3 separate regions of the Homo sapiens genome follow, and all the other regions are linked to region 3. Evidence: chromatin contacts called from ENCODE Hi-C or POLR2A ChIA-PET data. All regions are on one chromosome and are shown on one strand. The core of a region is the stretch at or near the end of the contact, and the rest is flanking DNA. Distances in the headings are between cores, read along the strand shown. Region 1 has its middle 120 kb from the start of RGS9. Region 2 holds the start of RGS9 (regulator of G protein signaling 9). Region 3 holds the start of AXIN2 (axin 2).

The links. A loop is a pair of places that touch in the nucleus more often than their neighbours do. ChIA-PET counts read pairs that join two places held with the same protein, here RNA polymerase II (POLR2A). Pooled maps may share reads with other maps.
Region 1: a pooled map shows a loop between it and region 3 (4-fold over the local background). The contact joins the enhancer-like site here to the promoter of AXIN2 in region 3. A Hi-C loop is called at or near these places in 10 of 168 maps with a recorded cell type or tissue (A673, Caco-2, HCT116 and 7 more), 12 of 37 single-sample maps with no recorded cell type and 12 of 50 pooled maps.
Region 2: a pooled map shows a loop between it and region 3 (3-fold over the local background). The contact joins the promoter of RGS9 here to the promoter of AXIN2 in region 3. A Hi-C loop is called at or near these places in 1 of 37 single-sample maps with no recorded cell type and 8 of 50 pooled maps. POLR2A ChIA-PET finds 5 or more read pairs at or near these places in 1 of 52 experiments (activated T-cell).

What each region holds. Positions count from the first base shown.
Region 1 is chr17:65,260,538-65,263,745 of GRCh38, reverse strand. No RefSeq gene overlaps it. Among named protein-coding and RNA genes, the nearest start is that of RGS9, 120 kb to the right of the region's middle. Within about 2 kb of position 1,350, at least 2 of the 41 ENCODE cell types and tissues checked have a DNase peak (open chromatin) inside an H3K27ac peak, as active enhancers do; they include A673 and endothelial cell of umbilical vein, where a contact is called at or near this core.
Region 2 is chr17:65,135,767-65,138,996 of GRCh38, reverse strand. RGS9 (regulator of G protein signaling 9) reads right to left here and starts at 1,627. Exons shown (of 19, transcript NM_003835.4): 1 at 1,400-1,627. The coding sequence starts at 1,456. RefSeq lists a silencer at 1,438-1,937.
Region 3 is chr17:65,560,013-65,563,386 of GRCh38, reverse strand. It overlaps AXIN2 (axin 2), which reads left to right and starts at 1,739. Exons shown (of 11, transcript NM_004655.4): 1 at 1,739-1,937. RefSeq lists a silencer at 1,576-1,725.

The DNA.
Region 1 (3,208 bases), core at 101-2,600, 300 kb after region 3:
ACATTTCTGCCACTTTGGGTAAGCTGCTTGACTTCTCCGAGCCTCAAATTTCCTATCTGTAAAATGCAAGAATGATAGTACCTACCCCATAGGGGAGTTGGGAGGAATGAATGGGGTAATATGAAGTGGCCAGCCCCATGCTTGACATATTAAGCTTCCTTAATAAATATAAGCTGGTATTGTTGTTGTTCTTCTTCTTGTTGTTGGAGGAGAAGGAGGAGAAAGATTTTTTTTTAATAATTTCAACCTTTGTTTTAGATTCAGAGCATGTGCTAATTTGTTACATGGTTATATTGTGTGATGCAGAGGTTAGTGAGCATAGTCCACAATAGGTAGTTTTTCAGCTCTTTTTTCCCTCCCTCTCTCCCCCATCTAGTGGTTCCCAGTGTCTATTGTTCCTATTTTATGTCCATATGTACCCAATGCTTAACTCCCACTTACAAGTGAGAACATGTGGTATTTGGTTTTCTGTTCCCGTGTTAATTCACTTAGGATAATGGCCTCCAGCTGCATCCATGTTGCTGCAAAGGACATGATTTCATTCTTTTTTATGGCTACATAGTATTCTGTGGTGTGTATGTACCACATTTTCTTTACCCAATCCACTGCTGATGGGCATCTGGGTTGACTCCATGTCTTTGCTGTGATGAATAGTGCTGTGATGAACATATGAGTGTGCGTGTCTTTCTGGTAAAACGATTTATTTTCCTTTGGGTATATATCCAGTAATGGGATTGCTGAGTTGAATGGTAGTTCTGTTTTAAGTTCTCTGAGAAATCTCCAAACTGTTTTCCACAGTAGCTGAATGCATTTACATTCCCAACTGTGTATGAGTATTCCCTTTAAGAGAAAGATTTTAAATATAACTTTTTCCTAAGCTGTTGCTGCTATTAATGCATAACATACTGCTATTATTGGTCTACATATAATTTGAATTTTTGGAAACTTTAGCTGTGCTATCCACTTTGGAAAAATATTCCAGTTTACCATGTTGAGGTGGCATTGTACAGAAATTAACAACCATATTGCTCTAGAAAAGTTAAACTTATTTTTTTTCCATTTGTACAAGGGTAACACACTGTATTAAATATGTAAAGTCTTATCTACATGAGTTTGATCACAGAAACTAATAAAGTACTCTCTAAATTTTTTGAAAAAACTTTTTTCTGACTTCAAAATTAATGTTTTACTGAAAAAAAAAAAACACGAAACACACAGGAAAGCACCAAGAAGGAAATACAAATCACTCAGTGATAACCACTGAATCATCATTTTGTGGTATTTCCTTTTACTCTTTTCCTGTTCACAAGCAGTGGGTGTAAATCCCCATCCAAAGCTTTATGTAGGCAAGAAATAGATCTTTATTTCCTCTAGCTCAGCTTGATTTCTGTTGTGATTCTTGATTCCTGCAGGCAGAAATTCAAAATCTCCAGTTCAATCTCCCCTCTTGGAATAGGATTGGGAGAAAATGGGGGGCAAGGGGATGTGGTCCATGGATGGATGCTAGATCCCAGGACCAGGTCGTCTCGCCTTGCTTCCAGCTCCTCCCCCTCTTCTTACTCCTCCAACTTTTCCACTGCCTACTATTTTATTTCCCTTCCCTGAGGCAAACAGCACCAAAGAGCTGAACTTTAATACAGAGGATGGGGGTAGGGAGGAGGTTCCACAAAGGGTAAAAGGAAATGTGGACACAAAAATATCCCTTAATATTTAAAACATATTGTCTACACACACACACACACACACACACACACATACACACACATACACACACACACGCACGCACCGGTATAATGCAGCTTTGTGGCCTAATTTTTCCACTTAGCAGTGTATTGTGGACTCACCTCTGTATTATTATAGCATTTTTATGGTCTACGCATTATGCCATTCTACAGAGGTAAGTAATTTACCTCTCTGCACCCAGTGTTGGAGAAATGGATTCTTTCCAAATCTTTATTACTGTAAATTATATTGCAATGAATATCCCCTGAACATGCCACTGTCAAGCCCTGCATTCGAAGGCAAGAGTAATTCTCTCTCTAAACCTCACAGAATGGTTGAAAGGATTAAATGAGACAGTATCTGTAAAGTGCTCTGCAAATACACGCTCAACAGAGGATGATGACGGTGGTTATGTTGATGATGACAACAACAAAACTTCTCACAAATTCGTGATATAATCCTCAGGATAAAGACCTAAACACAAAGCGGCTAGATTAAACGACAAGAACATTTTCTACAGTCTTCTGGTAAATCACTGGATTGACCCTCCATAGTGACCTGCCCAAAGCCCCTATGACAGGATGATGCCTCCGTCTCCCAGCTGCTGTCAGTGTTGATGCAAAAGCCACCTGGCTGCTACCCGGAGAACTGCCCTTGGCCTGTTGCAGGAGCCACTGAGGCAGGAAGTGTCTGGAATGTCAGCCTACTACCCTGAGGCAGCTGCAGCTAACAGGTGACTGATACAGGGTACAAAGGCCAGAAGTGGGGACCACCTTGTGTTGCCTTTCATACTTTCCAGCTCCCCCTGGGAACAGGCTAAGATGAGACTTCAGCTGAGCCACATCTTCTCTTCTTCCTCTTCCCTACCCTGTTTCCATCGCTTCCTTAAAGGATTTTCTTCCAAGAGCCTCCCTCCATAAATCACTTGTATGAGAATCCCTGCTTCTAGCGAATCCATTCTAAGAATGCTTCCAAGAGCAGTGTGTGAGGATGGTCAGGAAGAAGCCTTATGTGCTTTATGCAGTGTCACTCTTTAAAACTGGTGGAATGGAGTTTCGATCTCAGAAAACCCCTGTTCAAATGGTTGCATCTCCACCTCTTCCAGCAAGCCAGTGGAGTCTCAGAGGCAAAATACAGACAAGCCAATGCTGAGGGGTGGGAGATGTGGAGCTCTACTGCTCTTCACAAAGAGAGGTCGTGGAAGGCACCAAAACAGAACCCCTGGAGGCTAAGGGAGGCCAGGGGTGGGGTGGCAAGAGGGGTGGTCAAGCTGAAAGTGAACATAAAGGTAGTTAAGGACAAAGTTCAGAATGGGGCCAAGGTGGAAAGGGAACAGTCTGTGACCTGGTTCATGTACATCCACTTAACAAGGACACTCACTGATGAGCTAGCCACCTGATGCTTATTACATTGTTGAAAAAAATAATAATAAAACACCTGGTACTGCCTTTGGGTTGATAAGCCAATATCTTTAATCTTTCTCTTT
Region 2 (3,230 bases), core at 378-2,877, 420 kb after region 3:
GGGGTGGAGGAGGGGATGCTGGGGTGGAGGAGGGGTGGCTGGGGAGGAGGAGGGAAGCCTGGGGTGGAGGAGAGAAACTAGAGACCAAGACACTAGTCAGAAGACCAAGGTAAGGAGAGGAGAATCTACCAGAGAAGAGTCATGATGGAAAAGAATGCCAGAGATTCAATAAACAAACTGAATTTATCTCTTGACAATTACCCTCTGAGCCCCCAAGCCAGAGCTGTCCTGCCTGGGAGGAGACAGTCCTAGGATAAATCCTGGAAGATGATGTGTGGCTTTGAGATAGCCGACTTAGGCAGTTTCTTCTGCTTTTAGTAACTGGTATCTGCAATACAGGCTCTCAGGGTTCTTTCTGAGTGAGACAACATTCAGCCTGTCTGCTTTACAGATGATACCCACACCTCTGCTACCCGGAAGATGAGCACGAGCATCTTGAAACAGGTGGACCAAATGCGACCGTCTCGGGGTCCCCAGGACTGTCCAGGTTTTAGCATTGAAAGTCCTGGGCAAATCAGGACAGCGGTCACTGACTATACAAATTTGCTGAGCTCCAGGGGCTCAGGGAGAGCTCAGCTTGTCACAAAACATTCAACTAATTCTACTCAACAAGATAAGCCTAAGAAGATGGACACTACGCTGTGAAAAGTGGCTACGGGTGGGAGGAAGGACAAAGATGTGACCCGGGACCTAATCCTCTGTAGATCTCATCGGACAGTGATTATACCAGAAGCTCAGAACTAAATGAACCACTTTGTCCCCAAACACATCACCCCACAGGTGCATTCCACCTCCCACATGTCCATCCTGTGTGCACACCCTGTGCCCGGTCACTTTGTCTGGGAAAGCATTCGCAAGGGAAGCGAAAAGGTTGGGACTTCTGCCGCCAGCGCAGACAGCAGGAGATGCACAGATAGACACACTCAAATGAGGGCTCTCAGGGCATTGTAAATGGGGTGGCCCTTTATCCTACAAATCACCCCGTTTTCATGGTCTATGTGTACACACACACACACTTTAAAATAGTGCAGTTTGGGATCAGAAAAAAAAGGCAAAAATGGCAATGTCACATCTGGTCGTCTTACAACAATATCAGCAGGCTGTCTCAAATCTGCCACAGCCTGAACTGAACCTGCCTCTCCCGAGTAACAGGTTGTTTTCACCTCCCGCAGACCATCAGCGCTGGCTTCAGATTCTCCACTACAGGCAGGGCACACGAAAACCTAATTATTATAGCCATCAATATCGACACACACAGCAAAGAAGTCACTTAATAAAATCGAGCAGCACAAATCGACCCAAAGGGGTGCTCTCCACTCCTGCCCCTCTTGTCCTCGGACGCTTCGCAGATGCGGTCCCCCGCCCTCCTCCCAGGGTCCAGGTGAGGGGCCAGGGTTACCTTTTGGAGAAATGCCATCCTCGGCCTGTACTGCTGGCCTTGGTGTCGGATTGTCATCCTGGCCCCTGGATGGATTCACAGCCAGAGCACCAGTGGGAGACAAGAGGAGAAGCCCCCCAAGTTCGAAAGGCAGCCTGGCTCGCCCCAGCCCTGGGCGTCGACGGGGAGGCGGCTGGGCGGGGAGGGCGCGGGCCGGGCCCCCCTGACTCTCACTAGGCGCCGCTGACTTGGAAAGCAGCTGGAATCCGCGCCAGCCAATCCGCGAGCGGCGCCGCGGGCTCATTAGCATGCGCTGCGCGGGCGCCCACCTGCCGCCAGGGGGCGCTATCCGGCCCCCGCCGGGACCCCGCGGAGCAGCAGGTGAGACCCGCAGGGCAGGGCCCCGGGAGGAGAAGGAGGAGGAGGACCTGGCGGGAGGAGGAGGAGGACCTAGCGGGAGGAGGAGGAGGACCTGTCGAGAGCAGCGAGCCTTTTAACTTGGGGCGGAGTTATGCACAGAAGTGACACAAAGAGCCCTCACTAATACAGCGCGGTGGAAAATACGGACTTTCCCATCCCAGCTCTGCCACTAACCAGCCGGCAGCCTTGGGCAAGTTCCTTACAATCTCTAAGAATCAATGTCCTTCACTCAAAAGTAAAAATTGAAAAATGGGATCATAATATCGACCAGAAAAGGTTGCTATACCATTTTAATGAGGAGATGTGTAACACAGTGCTTGGCCCTCAATAAATGCTTAGAAAAAAAAATTAGAGGTGGCGATTTAATGACCCAATAGCAGAGGAATTGCTAAGATGTGGGTTTAAAAAGAGAGAGCAAAGAAGTGAAGAAGGAAGAGAGGAAGGTTGTAGTCCTCACCGGGCTAGCTGTCTGGATGAAGCGAATTATATTTTACTTCTCTGATTCTTAGTGTTTCGGTTAGTTGGTTGTTGGGTTTGTTGTTGTTTAACTTTTTTTTTGAGACAGGGTCTTGCTCTGTCACCCAGGCTGGAGTGCAGTGGCGTAATCATGGCTCATTGCAGCTACAACCTCCCAGGCTCAAACAATCCTCCCACCTCAGCCTCCCCAGTAGCTGGGGCTACAGGCACGTGCCACCACACCCCGCTAATTTTTACAAAAATTGTTTGTGGAGAGGGAGTTTCACAAACTCCTGGGCTCAATCGATCTACCCACCTCGGCCTCCCAAAGTGCTGGAATTACAGGAGTGAGCCACTGCAGCTGGCTGGTTTGCTTGTTTTAATAGACTTTATTTCTTAGAGCAGTTTTAGGTTCACAGCACAATTGAGCGGAAGGTATAGGGACACGTCATATATCCCCTCTCCCCACGCACGCACAGCGTCCCCCATGATCAACATCCTCCACTGGAGTGGCCCATTTGTTACAATTGATGAACCTACCTTGACAGCTCATTATGTTAGCGTTTTCATCTTGAGAAAAATGCAAGGATGAAGCCTCTAAGTTATTATCAAGAGCCTTTCTGCTTTGTTATATAAAGCACTTTCTCTTAAACATACTCGATGGTTATTGAGTGTAGCAGATAAAATGTTTAAGTTGGAAGAAAACAAGAAGGCCTTTACCTTAGGAAGGCACAGTCAACCAATGTCCCTTTAAAGCAGTGGTTCTTGGCTGGGTGTGATGGCTCACGCCTATAATTCCAGCACTTTGGGAGGCCCAAGCGGGTGAATCACTTGAAGTCAGGAGTTCAAGACCAGCCTGGCCAACATGGCAAAACCCTATCTCTATTAAAAATACAGAAATCAATCAGCATGGTGGAGCAACCTGTAATCCCAGCTACTCAGGAGGCTGAGGCACAAGAATCACTTGAACCCAGAG
Region 3 (3,374 bases), core at 490-2,989:
TGATTCTCCTGCCTCAGCCTCCCGAGTAGCTGGGACTACAGGCGCCCCCCACCACGCCTGGCTAATATTTGTAGTTTTAGTAGGGACAGGGTTTCACTATGTTGGCCAGGCTGGTCTCGAATGCCTGACCTCAGGTGATCCGCCTGCCTTGGCCTCCCGAAGTGCTGGGATTACACGGGTGAGCCACCACACCCAGCCTCTTCCTTCTCTTTTTCTATGGATACCTAGATAGAGCCACAATTCTTGCATGTTTTAAAGTTCTGAAGGCCTAATGACAGGCCATCTCGCATTTAAAAGGGCTCGTCATCCATTAAGTTGGAGAGTAAGAGCCTTGCACAGCTCTGAGGCCAGGACTCTGCCTTTCACTTCTTGGATCTCTTTGGTTCACACCTTTATGTGTGTGTGTGTGTGTGTTTTTTTTTTTTTTTTTTGAGGGAGTCTCGCTTTGTCACCCAGCCTGGCGTGCAGTGGTGCCATCTTGGCTCACTGCAACCCCCCCACCCCCGTCTCCTAGGTTCAAGCGATTCTCCTGCCTCAGCCTCCCGAGTAGCTGGGACTACAGGCACGTGCCACCACACCCGGCTGATTTTTGTATTTTTAGTAGAGACGGGGTTTCGCCATATTAGGCAGGCTGGTCTCGAACTCCTGACCTCAGATGATCCTCCAGCATGGGCCTCCCAAAATGCTGGGATTACAGGCATGAGCCACCGTCCCCGGCCCTTTGTTTTTTAAAAGGAAGAAAAGTTAATTATTCGCTCATAACATAAGGAATCATTCTATAGCAGCAGCAGAATAAATACACAATGCTCTGGGTTTGTGACATATTTTCTCATTTTAACGGAGAAGAGAAGGTTGTGTGTGCCTTATAAACGTTTTTGGGCAAATGTGGGAGAAATTCAAAGGTGACAATGGGGTGAGGAGTTTTCGATACATTAAAACGGCATGCATGCCTTGTCGTTTGGAGTGGGAAAAAAGATATTCCTATCGGTTTAATATGTAACATATGGCAGAAGAGGGGACTTTGGAAGAGTAACGGGTATGCAGTTGTTTGGGAGAGATGGCCAATGTGTGCCGCTACGAGGGTCTTATGGCCAGCAGGTTAGGAAGCTGGACCTAGGTCTTCAGGGCACTGAGGTATGCCTCCTAACTGGTGTTAGCACTCAGGCCTATACTGGCGGATTCACACCCCACTTTCACACATGCACAAACGCAATTCATCCACCAACTGCAGTCCTATATTTACCCGAACTCAGATGCACGTGCACAAGCGCGCACAGGCATGCACACGCCTCCAGCGGCTGGGCCCGAGTCCGCCCTATGACAGCGGGCCAGCCAACCCCAGGGCCGGAACTCCCTTTATAAAGTCCTCCAAGCCCAAATTCCCAGGGAAACTTGAATAGAGGTAGAAAAGCGTTTGATGATAGAAAAAAAAAAATCTGCTTGCTTGCAGTTCTTGCGATGGCCATAATGCTACCAGAAACTGTTGCATTCCAGAGCCGGGGAGAGCGAGGGCAGGCAGGGGGAGGAGGCGGGAGCAAAGAGGCCGGAGAACTTAAAAGAAGAAATCAGAACTCGGGCTGAGAATGCCCTCGGGGCCGCGGGGGGCTGGCAGGGGGCGGAGGAGAGGCCGGGGAAGGGTTAACGCGGGAGCGGAGCGTGCGGCGGGGGCGGGCCGGGGCGGGGCGGGGCGGGCGCGGGGCGCTGTCCCTTTAAGGCGGGCGGCGCGGGCCGGCCGAGCGCGGCTGTGATTGGCGCGGCGGGATCACTGGCTCCGCGAGCCTGGCCCGGGGGAGTCGGCTGGAGCCGGCTGCGCTTTGATAAGGTCCTGGCAACTCAGTAACAGCCCGAGAGCCGGGAAATAAAAATAACCCCTCAGAGCGATGGATTTCGGGGCCGCCCGGCGGCCGAGGCGCCCGCCGAAGGCCCTGCTGTAAAAGGTGGGGGTGGAAGCTCGGCCCCAGCGGAGCCGCTTCAAAGAAAGCCCCCCTCTTACAGGGGGCGAGGTCGCGCCGAGCCGCGGCGTGGGCGCGGGGGGCGGGAGGGGGCCCGGCCAGGCGGAGGCCGGGCCTGGAGGGGGGCGCGGGCGGGGCGGCCCTGCGGAGCGGTGGCGGGGCTGCGGGGGGCGGCCCGGGGCGCGGCCGGCGCGTACCTCCCTTTCAGGACCGTGCGCTCGGCTCGCGCCTTTGAAGTGCACAGTTAAATCCACAGCGCAGTTTTTGTTGGAAGCGCCCGGAGGACATTTGGTGCGCCGAGTGACTGCTGGAAACAGGACCTGCGTTGAAAGCCGGGCCGGGCGGGGGCGGAGGCCCGCTCGGATCTTTTGCATAAAAGGGGCGGCGGGGCGCGCCGTTCCCCCTCCCCGGCCGGTGGCTTTCGCTCTGAACCCGGGATTGTTGTTTCCCGCACCCCCTCCCCCGCCGCACGACTCCCCATGTTCCCCGACGCCGCGGCCGGCCCGGGGGGGCCCGGGGCTGCCGCCGCGAGCCGAGCCGGGGGCCGGGGCCGGGCCCCTGCCAGGGGCGCCTGCGAGGTCTCGCCGCCGAGCGCGCGCGGGGATCAATGGTGAGTGCCGAGGCCGAGGCGGCCGGGCGGACCGCGCGCTTTGATGTGCGGGGCGGCCCTTTGAAGTTGGCAGGCCGGCTATTTCGGGGCGCGCTAGGGGCCGGCGCGGAGGGGAGCGGCGGACCCGGCGCCCAGCGTTCCGGGGGGCTTGGCCGGGCAGCCTTGCGCGCCCTGCGCCGGAGCCCCCTCCCCAGCGCGGTGACCGGGTTGGCGGGGGGCCCAGAGAGGAGACTTATCCGAGTGGCGGCAGTGGCGGGGGCGGAGAGGGGGCAGATACCCCCCGGGGGTCGCGTCGCTGTCGCGGTTATGGATGTGAGTCGGCGTGTGAGTGCGCGCGGGAGTGCCTTTGGGAGGTGGGATGAAAGGGTAGCGGCGCCCCCCGCTTGCCCTCCCCCGCCCCCCGCCTCTCCTCCGCCCCATCCTCTCCTCCTACTTCTCTTCCCCCTCCCCTTTTCCCCTCCCTGCCGCGGGTCCGCGCTAAGGGGCCCACAGCGCTGGCGGAGGCTCAGTCTGCGCGCAGGACCGGCCCAAGTCCGGGGCGCCCGTGTCCCTCGCGTCCCTCCTCCCGGCCCGGGCCCCTCGCCCGTGGCCGCCCCGGCCCCTTTTGCGGAGAGGCAGAGACTCCGCGCGTCGCCATTTCTGGACTAGGCTGCTGCTTTCTGTGCTTTTTCTGCGGGCGCCTCTGCAAACGGCGGCGCCGGGGACCGACCCCCCGCCCGGGCTCGGGGCGCTGCTGGCGTGTCCCGGGGTTCCGGCCTCGAGGTGTGCCCGCCAGGGCTCTGGAGGCGTTCAGTTGCATTTGGGCCGGGGGA